2 separate regions of the Mus musculus genome follow, and region 1 is linked to region 2. A link is a loop called in an ENCODE intact Hi-C map of the cell type or tissue named here. Cell type or tissue: gastrocnemius. All regions are shown on one strand. Each heading gives the region's core, and the rest is flanking DNA. Links, peaks and the distances in the headings are about the cores only.

Region 1 (4,385 bases), core at 116-4,115, 63 kb before region 2:
AAACACACTGGACTGTGAGCAGCCAATTAGGAGAGTCTACCAGAGCCTCAGCACGGCCGTGGAGGGCCTCCTGGAGATGGCCCTGGACTCCTCCAAACAGGTGAGGCCCAAGCCCCATGGCAGAGGCTGCTGGGTGAATGGGTGGGTGAGACAGATGACTCACAAACAAGGCTGCATAGACGGTTAATGTTACCACAGACACCGTGGTGTTCCTAACGCTCATTCCAGCTTGTAGGCTACAGAGATATCTTCATTTTCCAGGTAGATCTGAATTCATGGGTGCTCCCAGTATGCCTTATTCCACCATGTGGTTAGAGACAGAAACCCTTACCCTTTCCTGGGAAGGCTGTTGGATGTTAATGTTGATTGTTGATGCTAATCTTTTACGGCTGATTGTGTGAGCTTTCACGTACGCTTTAGTTGAAATCTTTCTGAACGGAAATTTCCAAGGAAGCATGCAGTGAGAAGGACAGGTACCGTCTCAGTTGACGCTCAGCACCGAGTAAAGCAGACATGGCGGTGCGTGCCTATGCTCCCAGACATGGCGGTGCGTGCCTATGCTCCCAGACATGGCGGTGCGTGCCTATGCTCCTAGCACTTAGGAGGTAGAAACAGAAGGATCAGCAGTTCAAGGTCATGTTCTGTTTACCATCGAGCTTGAGGCCAACCTAGGATAGAAGAGATCCTGTCTCAGAAGCAGAACGCAGGGCCAGGTGTGGGAGCACGTACTTTTAGTCCCAGCCTGGTCTGATAGCAATGTCCAGGCCAGTTAGGGCTGTATAGTGTGACCCCATCTTTGAAACAGAAGCCACCACTACCAACCCAAACCTACAAATCCACCTTTTGTACTTTAATGCATACTATAATGTTTTGTATTTGGAGAGTATCACTGAAAAGTAGAATTTGTTCATTTCTTAGAACAGGTAATTGGAAAAGATACTAAATAGAAACATGGTGATGGAGAAAGCAGCACATGACTCTTCTTTTCTTTTCTTTTCTTTTCTTTCTTTCTTTCTTTCTTTCTTTCTTTCTTTCTTTCTTTCTTTCTTTCTTCCTTCCTTCCTTCCTTCCTTCCTTCCTTCCTTCCTTTCTTTCTTTCTTTCTTTTCCTGAGGTTAGCAGTTCATACAGTAGGCGTTTCTGTGTGAAGCAATGCTGGGCCCGGATGCCTTGTCGTCTGCTGGGGTTGGGGGCAGTGGGGGGAGGCGGCAGTGGGGTGTAGGTGTTTCGTGTTTTGAGGCCCATTTAGCCCTTAAGTGACCTCGAAGCCCCAGTTGAACCCAGATGTGGGGAGGGGATGTCAGAGGCTATGGAGGAACTGTTAGCCTTGTAGATGTAGAGGTTGCTCTGTTGCCGCAGCCCTGCCACCCAGCACTAGTGGCAGTGACACTGATATTTTTCTAGATGAAATGGGTGATCTTAAAAAAATTAATTATTTTTTTACACTTCATATTTTATCCCATCCCCCATCCATCCTCCAACTGTTCCACATCCCATTCCTCCTCTCCACCCACCTATCTCCATGTGGATGCCCCCACCCCCCACCCCACCTGACCTCTAAACTCCCCGGAGCCTCCAGTATCTTGAGGGTTAGATGCATCATCGCTGAATGAACACAGACCACTCAGTCCTCTACTGTGTGTGGGTTGGGGAAATGGATGATTTTATTTTATTTTACTTTATTATATTTTATTATTATTTTTTTAATGTTTGAGTGCTCTGCTGCATATACACCCACATGCCAGAAGAGGGCATCAGATTCCCTCTTCAACATCAGATGGTTGTGAGCTACCATGAGGTTGCTGGGAATTGAACTCAGGGCCTCTGGAAGAGCAGTCAGTGCTCTTAACCACTGAGCCATCTCACCAGCCCAGTGACTCAGATATTAACAAGTTCCCCACCCCCACCCCACTCCTCTTTCTCTCCCTTCCTCCTCTTCTTCATACCCTCTGTATCTTCCTGTATGTAGCTGTGATTTTCAAATGTATCTCAACAGCTGGAGGAAGCTCGCCAGCTCCATCGCTGTGTCGAGAGAGAGTTCCGTCACAGGAACGAGGAGATGGCCCAGGCTATGCAGAAGCAGCAGGAGTTGCTGGAGCGCCTGAGGGAGGAGAGTGCGGCCAAGGACAGGCTGGCTCTGGAGCTGCACACGGCTAAGGGTGAGTGCGACCGACATGGCGGGGCCAGGCTGAGGCGTCCTATACCTCAGCCGTGCTCGGCCTGGGAGCAGATATGACCTTCCTGCTGGAAACGTGAAAAGCAGGGTCTTTAACAGCAAACTGCTTAACCAGACCTTGGTGAGGGGCGAGGTGCCAGTGCCAGCTCTGCCCTTCAGTATTCTTTGGAAAGTTGCATTGGCTCCAGGAAGCCATGTTGGTGATCGATCTGTGATCGGACTATAAGGGTCCTGCAGTGAGTGCTGCCACTTGGCCCTGTGAATCTGTGTCACAGGAACACCTCTGGCATGTCACCTCTGAGCCACGGCCATTCTGTCCCACAGCTGGCACCTCTGCACAGATGAATGGGCTGCTCAGCTCTCTTCAGGCATCGGGCCTTGCCTAGAGACCCAAGCCCCTTCTCTGAGGGTCACCAGGAGTGACCCGCTCTGACCTTCCAGTACTCGGGCCACATCAGCATTTTGCACAGGGTCCCCAGCAGTCTCTGTTACCCTTCTGCATGGGTTGCCCTATCTCACTGTGCTTGGCCTGTCTTTTAGGCCTCCTTGAAGGATTCAAGGTGGAGAAAGTGGATCTGCAGGAGGCGCTGGGCAAAAAGGAGGAGTCGGAACAGCAGCTGATCCTGGAGCTAGAGGATCTGCGGAAGCAGCTGCAGCAGGCTGCCCGCGAGCTGCTCACTCTGAAGGAGGAGAAGTCGGTCTTGTGGAACCAGAAGGAAACTTTGACTAATGAAGCAAAAGAAAGAGAAGCTGGTGAGAAGTGTGATTGGCAGGAGGCTGAGTGGGCTGGTCCCCGGTTGCATGAGAACTTGGTCTTTCCAGAGACAGAAGTACAGAGAGCATTTCCCATTGTGTGGGCTGTTGTAAGGGAAGCGCTGGCCGCAGGAAGGACGCATGGGTAGGGTGCAGCATCCAGTTGCTCTGCAGTGGGCCAGAGGGAGTTTGTCTTCATGGCTGACACTGCTAATGAGCAGGTTGATGTATCGGGGTCTGGAAAATGAACTGTCCTAAAACCGTACTGAAAATACATGTCTGGCGTTAGTCCCGAAAGTAGTTCGTGTGCGCCAGCTGCCTCGGAGGAGCCATATCAACGTAAAGGAAGAGAGGTTTCTTCTGGCTTACAGTCCGGGAGGGTTCAGACGTGGCTCCTTGGACCACTTGGTCTTCGGCCTGTAGACAGGCAGCCTGTCATGGTGGGATTGTGTGATAGGAAAGCTACTCAGCTCACTGCAGTCTAGGACTCTCATTTTTATAAGAAAGCTCTCACCCCCAAACCATTAGGCTGTGACTCTACCAATGGGTTTATCCACTGATGAGGGCAGAGCGTGCCTCTTTCCCAGGCCCCGGCTCAGAGCACACGGCTTTGTCCATAGGAGCTTTTGACGAAACGTGCACCGTTTAAACCATAAGACACTTTCATCAGAGGGTTTTACTTCCTGCAGACACACGGCCTTCCTGTGTTGCCCAGGCTAGTCTTAGCTATCCTCCTGTCTCAGTGTCCCTGAGTGCCAGCATGCTCTATATTATATACAATCTATTTTTAGACATTTTAGCTGTTGAAATGAAAATGGACGAAACTCGACACATACACTGGAAGAACAGGTCATTTTTGATTTGTCAGAAACACTTCTGCTTCCATGTGTGCCCTATCCTCTGTATCTTTCCCTGTGTGTTTTTTTCTGTGTCGTCCAGTTTTTCTTCTGTGGGAAATAGTTGGGCAGGGACAACCATTGTGCATAATTTCTCCTCCTCAACCCCTGAGGCTGTGAGCTGTACCACTGTATTCTGCTCTTTGCTGGTTTTCATAGCCCCGCTGGTTCTTCCTTACATCCATGTCTGTGTGTGATATGAGCTCTCTGCTCCCAGACCATTCAGTTAAATGTCTTGCTTTTTGTTAGGTCTCCTTTTCTATTCTGGGACAGTTCTCAGTGGCTGGCCCTTTCTTGTGCATACCTGAGTCCTGTCCCTGGACACCTTGTGTTTTATTAACATGAGGCAGCAGAGAAAGAGTCTCTGAGGGCCCGTGGACTATCTGGCAACCCGAGAAGTATCCTGCATGCATGTTCTGGCTTTCTTTGGGAATCTTTTGGGGTGTAACTGCTCTTCCCCTATTCTTTGTATGGCCTGGTGTTCTGGGCAGCACCATGGCTGGGCTGTGCCTGGGCATTCCAGGCAGAGACCCAGGAGGAGGTTGGGGCAGTGCAAGAACA
Region 2 (4,385 bases), core at 141-4,140:
TAGCTTGCTTCATTAAGCACTGGAGTAATCCAGCCTCAGGTCGCCCCCTCAGTTCCTGCCAGTGTCTACGTGTCGGCTGTGTATTATGTTTATAGGTTGAACTGTTCCCTCACCAAAGGGATGTCCTTATCTTAAGTACAGATGACTATGACCTTAGTCGAAATTGGGTCTTTACAGATGATTAAGTTAACGTGAGCTAATTAGAATGTTCTCATATTAGGTTTGAATGGTGTCCACTGATAGACACTGGCACATAAGAACCTCATATGAACACGAGGGCAGGGATGGGGGTGGGACATCTATAAGGCGAGAAACATCAAAGATTAGAAGCAGCCACTAGAGGCCAGGAGACAGCTCTAGAACAGATTATCCTGTATAGTTCTATATGGAACCGATCGTGTCTGACACCTTGTCTTAGACTTCGAGCCTCCAGAATTCTGGTGTGGTAAACTGTCTGTTGAGCCAGCTCGGTTCCCAGTTACCACTGTGCTAGCAAAGGAATACACAGCCTTTTGGAGGGAGAGGTGGGGATTCAGGGCCCTAACCCCTTCTTAATCTCATGTTTATCTGAATTATGCTCAGAAGTAACCATAATTCTGTGTCTAGTATCCAGCAGGTGGGGTATTAGTGAGGTTCATCTAGAGGTACAGACCTAATAGACTGTAAATGAAAAGGGATTTACTAGCATTGAATATACAACACAATTACTTGGGCAGCCAAACTGGCTATCCGGCAGGGAGACCGAGAGCCAATGGCTGCTCAGTCCGAGAAACTGGATGTCTCTGTGATTCCTCATCTGGTGCTAAAGGCTCAGAGGATTCCTGGCCAGTCGCTGGTCGTTAGTCCATTTTGGAAGAAGGACCTAGGTTCTGATGTCAACGAATGATAAGACCTATAGCAGCAACAGCTACATGCAGTCACCAGCAAGAATGTAGGTAGGCAGGCCGGCCGGCAGGCAAAGCTGATTTTATTCATCTCTTTTTTTCATCTCTCTCTCTCTCTCTCTCTTTTTTTTTTCAGTTTTTCAAGACAGGGTTTCTCTGTATAGCTCTGGCTGTCCTGGAACTCACTTTGTGGACCAGGCTGGCCTCGAACTCAGAAATCCACCTGCCTCTGCCTCCCGAGTGCTGGGATTAAAGGCATGTGCCACCATGCCCTGCTTATTCATCTCTTTTTGCCAGAGATACTACTATAAGGCAGAGCCCACTCTGGAGAAAGTTTCCTCTCCTGAAAATGCCCTCACAGACTCATTCATGGGTGTGTCTCTTGGTTGGTTCTAGCTTCTGCCAAGTGGAAGAGGAGGCATGCTAGGTTTAATTAGGACCCTAGTCTGTGGACAGGCAAAATTTTCCAGGCAGTTTAAGGGGGTCAAAATCTTTGAAAATAGATACATGGGCACCTCCAAGCCAGATGTCACAGGCCCAGCTTTTTAAACAAGGCTCCAGATTTGGTTTTAGAGAATTGTAGGGGTAATCTCTTGTGCACTGTGTGGAAGCATCACCGGTCAATAAAGAGCTGATGGCCTATTCGGAAAAGGCAGGAAGTGGGAGTTCCTGGTAGAGAGAGTAGAACTCTGGGAGAGGCGGGAGATTCACTGCAGACTTGGAGGAAGTAGGATGTATAAACCCGAGGAGGGTAATTAGCCATGTGTAGATAAAGAATAGTCTATACAGGATAATTGAGTACGAGCCAGTTGGGGAACAAGCCTAGCTTAAGGACTTGCATTAATTCATAATAAGTCCCCAGGTCATTATTAGGGAATTGTGGCAACCATAGAGAAGACCCAATGGTTACAGAGAGTTGTTTCATTTACACATTTTACTGTTTGGAGTTACTTGGGATCTTCCTTCCTGGCCTAATTATACCGCTGCAGGTGACTTTTTTTTTTTTTTTTTCATGCAATTTCATAGGGTTTGGCTCTTGATCGACTGTAGTTTGCCATTAGCTGACCACTGTTTCTTACTAAGAAGTTCCATTTTACCTGCTAGGTATTTTGTTTCACTGGGTCAACATGCAGGGTTTATACCCCTGTTCAGCTTGTTGAGCTGTGGAGAAAGACAGAAGGATCCAACGCTCCCTAGAGCCAGTGGCTAAATGCTTAAAAAATAGATAAATGGGGGACTGGAGAGACAGTTCACCAGTTAAGAGTGCTTGTTGCTTTTGAAGAAACTTCTGGGTTTTTTTGTAGTATGAAGTATGGTGGCTAAGGGCAGTCTTACAGTTGAAGGACATCTGGCGCCCTCTCTGGAATTCTTTGGTACTGCATGCATGTGGTGCACAGGTACACACTTGCCTGCAAAACACCCACACATAAAATAAACCTTAACAAATGTTAAATGCTCTAAAGTGTTGTTAAATGCTGCTTAAAACGTTTTGTGTTGAATTTTTAAGTCTTTATTGTAAACACTTTTTTGTTCCGACGTCAATAAATAAAAATTCAGCTCTTTGAAGGACAAGGACATCATTCCCTTCCTGATTCCTGGCAGCCTAGAGTGAGGGACTGTCAGCTAAGCAGCTCCTTCCCCAGCAACCTGCTGGAATGCCTTCAAGTCTGGCTGTTTTCCGTACTTTACAGTCAATGTGAAAATACTCCAGCAGCAAGCTAATCTACTACAATTGAATCCAGGAGACCTGGTCCAGGAAACCTTGCTCTGGCCACACCCACTCCAGACAGTGCACCCGCCTCGAAAGGCGAAGCCCAGATGCTTTTTTTTTTCTCGACCAGTAAACTTTCGGCAGCTATTATTCATTCAAGAGGACAGGGAACACTTCCTTAGAAGAAACCATTGATCAGAGAAACGTGAGAAGTGTTGACCAGCTTTCATGCAAAGCTTGTGACTGCTTCCTATATAAACCTGTGACCTGCGGAAATAAATAGTCCCTCGTTTGCATACCACACCTCCTGCCTGTATAACCAGATTAGTCAGCTCAAATCAGATGTTTTAAAATCAGTTGGGGACACCTTCCTATGCTGTTCCTTGTGGATGTAATATTAGGCTCACTGAAAGCCTCCAAAATGGTCTTTTTTGTTGCCTACCTGGGATTTTTAATATATGTAGACAGTGGCAAGAGGGTGGCTAATGAGTAGTAGAAATAAAATTGTGTGTGTGTGCGTGTGTGTGTGTGTATATATATGTATGTAAGTATGTATGTATGTATGTATATACATGTTTATACGTATATGTGTATATATACCGCCACTCTGAGAATAGCTCCTTCAAAAATCCCACTAAGGTTTCCAACATGTCAGATCTATGCTTCCATGCCCCAAGGACATCTCAAGGACTGAGACACTGCCAGAGCTCCTTCTTGGTCAATGTCAGAGTGCTTCCAGGGTTATTGTGAAAGGGAATAAGCAAACACACTTTAAGGGCGGCAGAAAACCCGCCAGAGTTAGCTGATACCATAGCAGGAACGCGGACAGAATTAAGCGTGCCAGCAGGGCTCCTGAGGAAGAAGAAGGTGGGGATCCCGGAGGAGGGTCACCTGGGCGACATTGAAGTCCGTTCGGTGGGGTCGCACGTCTCCCGAGGCGCCTCTGTCCAGCTCTCCCGCCCGCCGCTCCTCTCGCACCCCGAAGCGGAGTAAAGCTCCGGGCTGCTCCGGCGTGTCTTATTGGCCAATGGAACCGAGCCTTTAAAGTTGCTGGGCGGGGCCGGCCCGGCGTACCCGCGCAAGCGTTGCCCCGCCCCTCAGCCGCGCACGCGCGTCCCCAGCGCGCTCCCGGAGCCGGAGCCAGCCGCGCTCGCGCCCGTGCCCGCGCCCCTGCGAAGCAGCCCCGGCCGCGCCCCGCCCGCTGCCGGCTGCGGGCGGCCGCTGCGGGTCTGCAGGCCCCGGTTGGGGGAACGCCTGAGCCACCGGCCATGGCCGACCGCGGATGCCCTCTGGAGGCGGCGCCGCTGCCCGCCGAGGTGCTCGAGAGCCTGGCGGAGCTGGAGCTGGAGCTGTCCGAAGGTGAGCCGCGGGTTCCCCCCACCCCCCACCCCGCCAGGGACCCTCGCCCGAGACCCCGCCCAGGGACCTCCGGGAGCGTCACCCCCGGAACCTGCGGGTACCCTCATACGGGATCCCCGCCGGCCTCTCCTCGGCATCCCTGTCTGGGCCGCTCGCCGGAGAGCCCGCCAGCTTCTGCAGACTGGCGGGTGCCCGGCCTCCGAAGGACACCGGGAGGGACTGGCTTGGGAGGTGGGCCTAGGCGCACTCTTGCTGCCCGACCGTCAAGGCCACGGTCCAGGTCCGGGCTTCCAGCGTGTGCCCTGCAGCCTGTCGGCCAGCAGGAAGCCCGGGATGCAGAAGCCGAGCCCCACCCCTGGAACCTCAGACTGCCTCGTGAGCCTCAGTTTCCTCATCTAGAAAACGAAGCAAAAGTACACTTGCGCCTTGTG

Evidence for each region. A loop is a pair of places that touch in the nucleus more often than their neighbours do. Peaks named below come from ENCODE experiments on the same cell type or tissue, not always from the same donor. Only the 100,000 strongest peaks of a DNase experiment are listed, where the experiment ranks them.
Region 1: it touches region 2 in a loop (1.9-fold over the local background); 1 of 42 quality-filtered maps calls a loop at or near these places.

The regions. Positions count from the first base shown.
Region 1 is chr10:76,407,241-76,411,625 of GRCm38, reverse strand. It overlaps Pcnt (pericentrin (kendrin)), which reads left to right. Exons shown (of 42, transcript NM_008787.3): 16 at 1-100; 17 at 1,996-2,158; 18 at 2,716-2,928. Among named protein-coding and RNA genes, the nearest start is that of 1700094J05Rik, 20 kb to the right of the region's middle. In gastrocnemius, for the core only: a CTCF peak has its summit at 1,740 (motif pointing right); no DNase peak of the experiment used is centred there; H3K27ac peaks cover 291 bases.
Region 2 is chr10:76,344,676-76,349,060 of GRCm38, reverse strand. It overlaps Dip2a (disco interacting protein 2 homolog A), which reads left to right and starts at 3,770. Exons shown (of 38, transcript NM_001081419.2): 1 at 3,770-3,954. The coding sequence starts at 3,864. It overlaps Gm40699 (a long non-coding RNA gene), which reads right to left and starts at 3,766. Exons shown (of 2, transcript XR_871838.2): 1 at 3,487-3,766; 2 at 1,804-2,293. In gastrocnemius, for the core only: CTCF peaks have their summits at 2,245 and 3,883 (motif pointing left); DNase peaks (open chromatin) are centred at 2,250, 3,697 and 4,139; H3K4me3 peaks cover 1,752 bases; H3K27ac peaks cover 1,392 bases.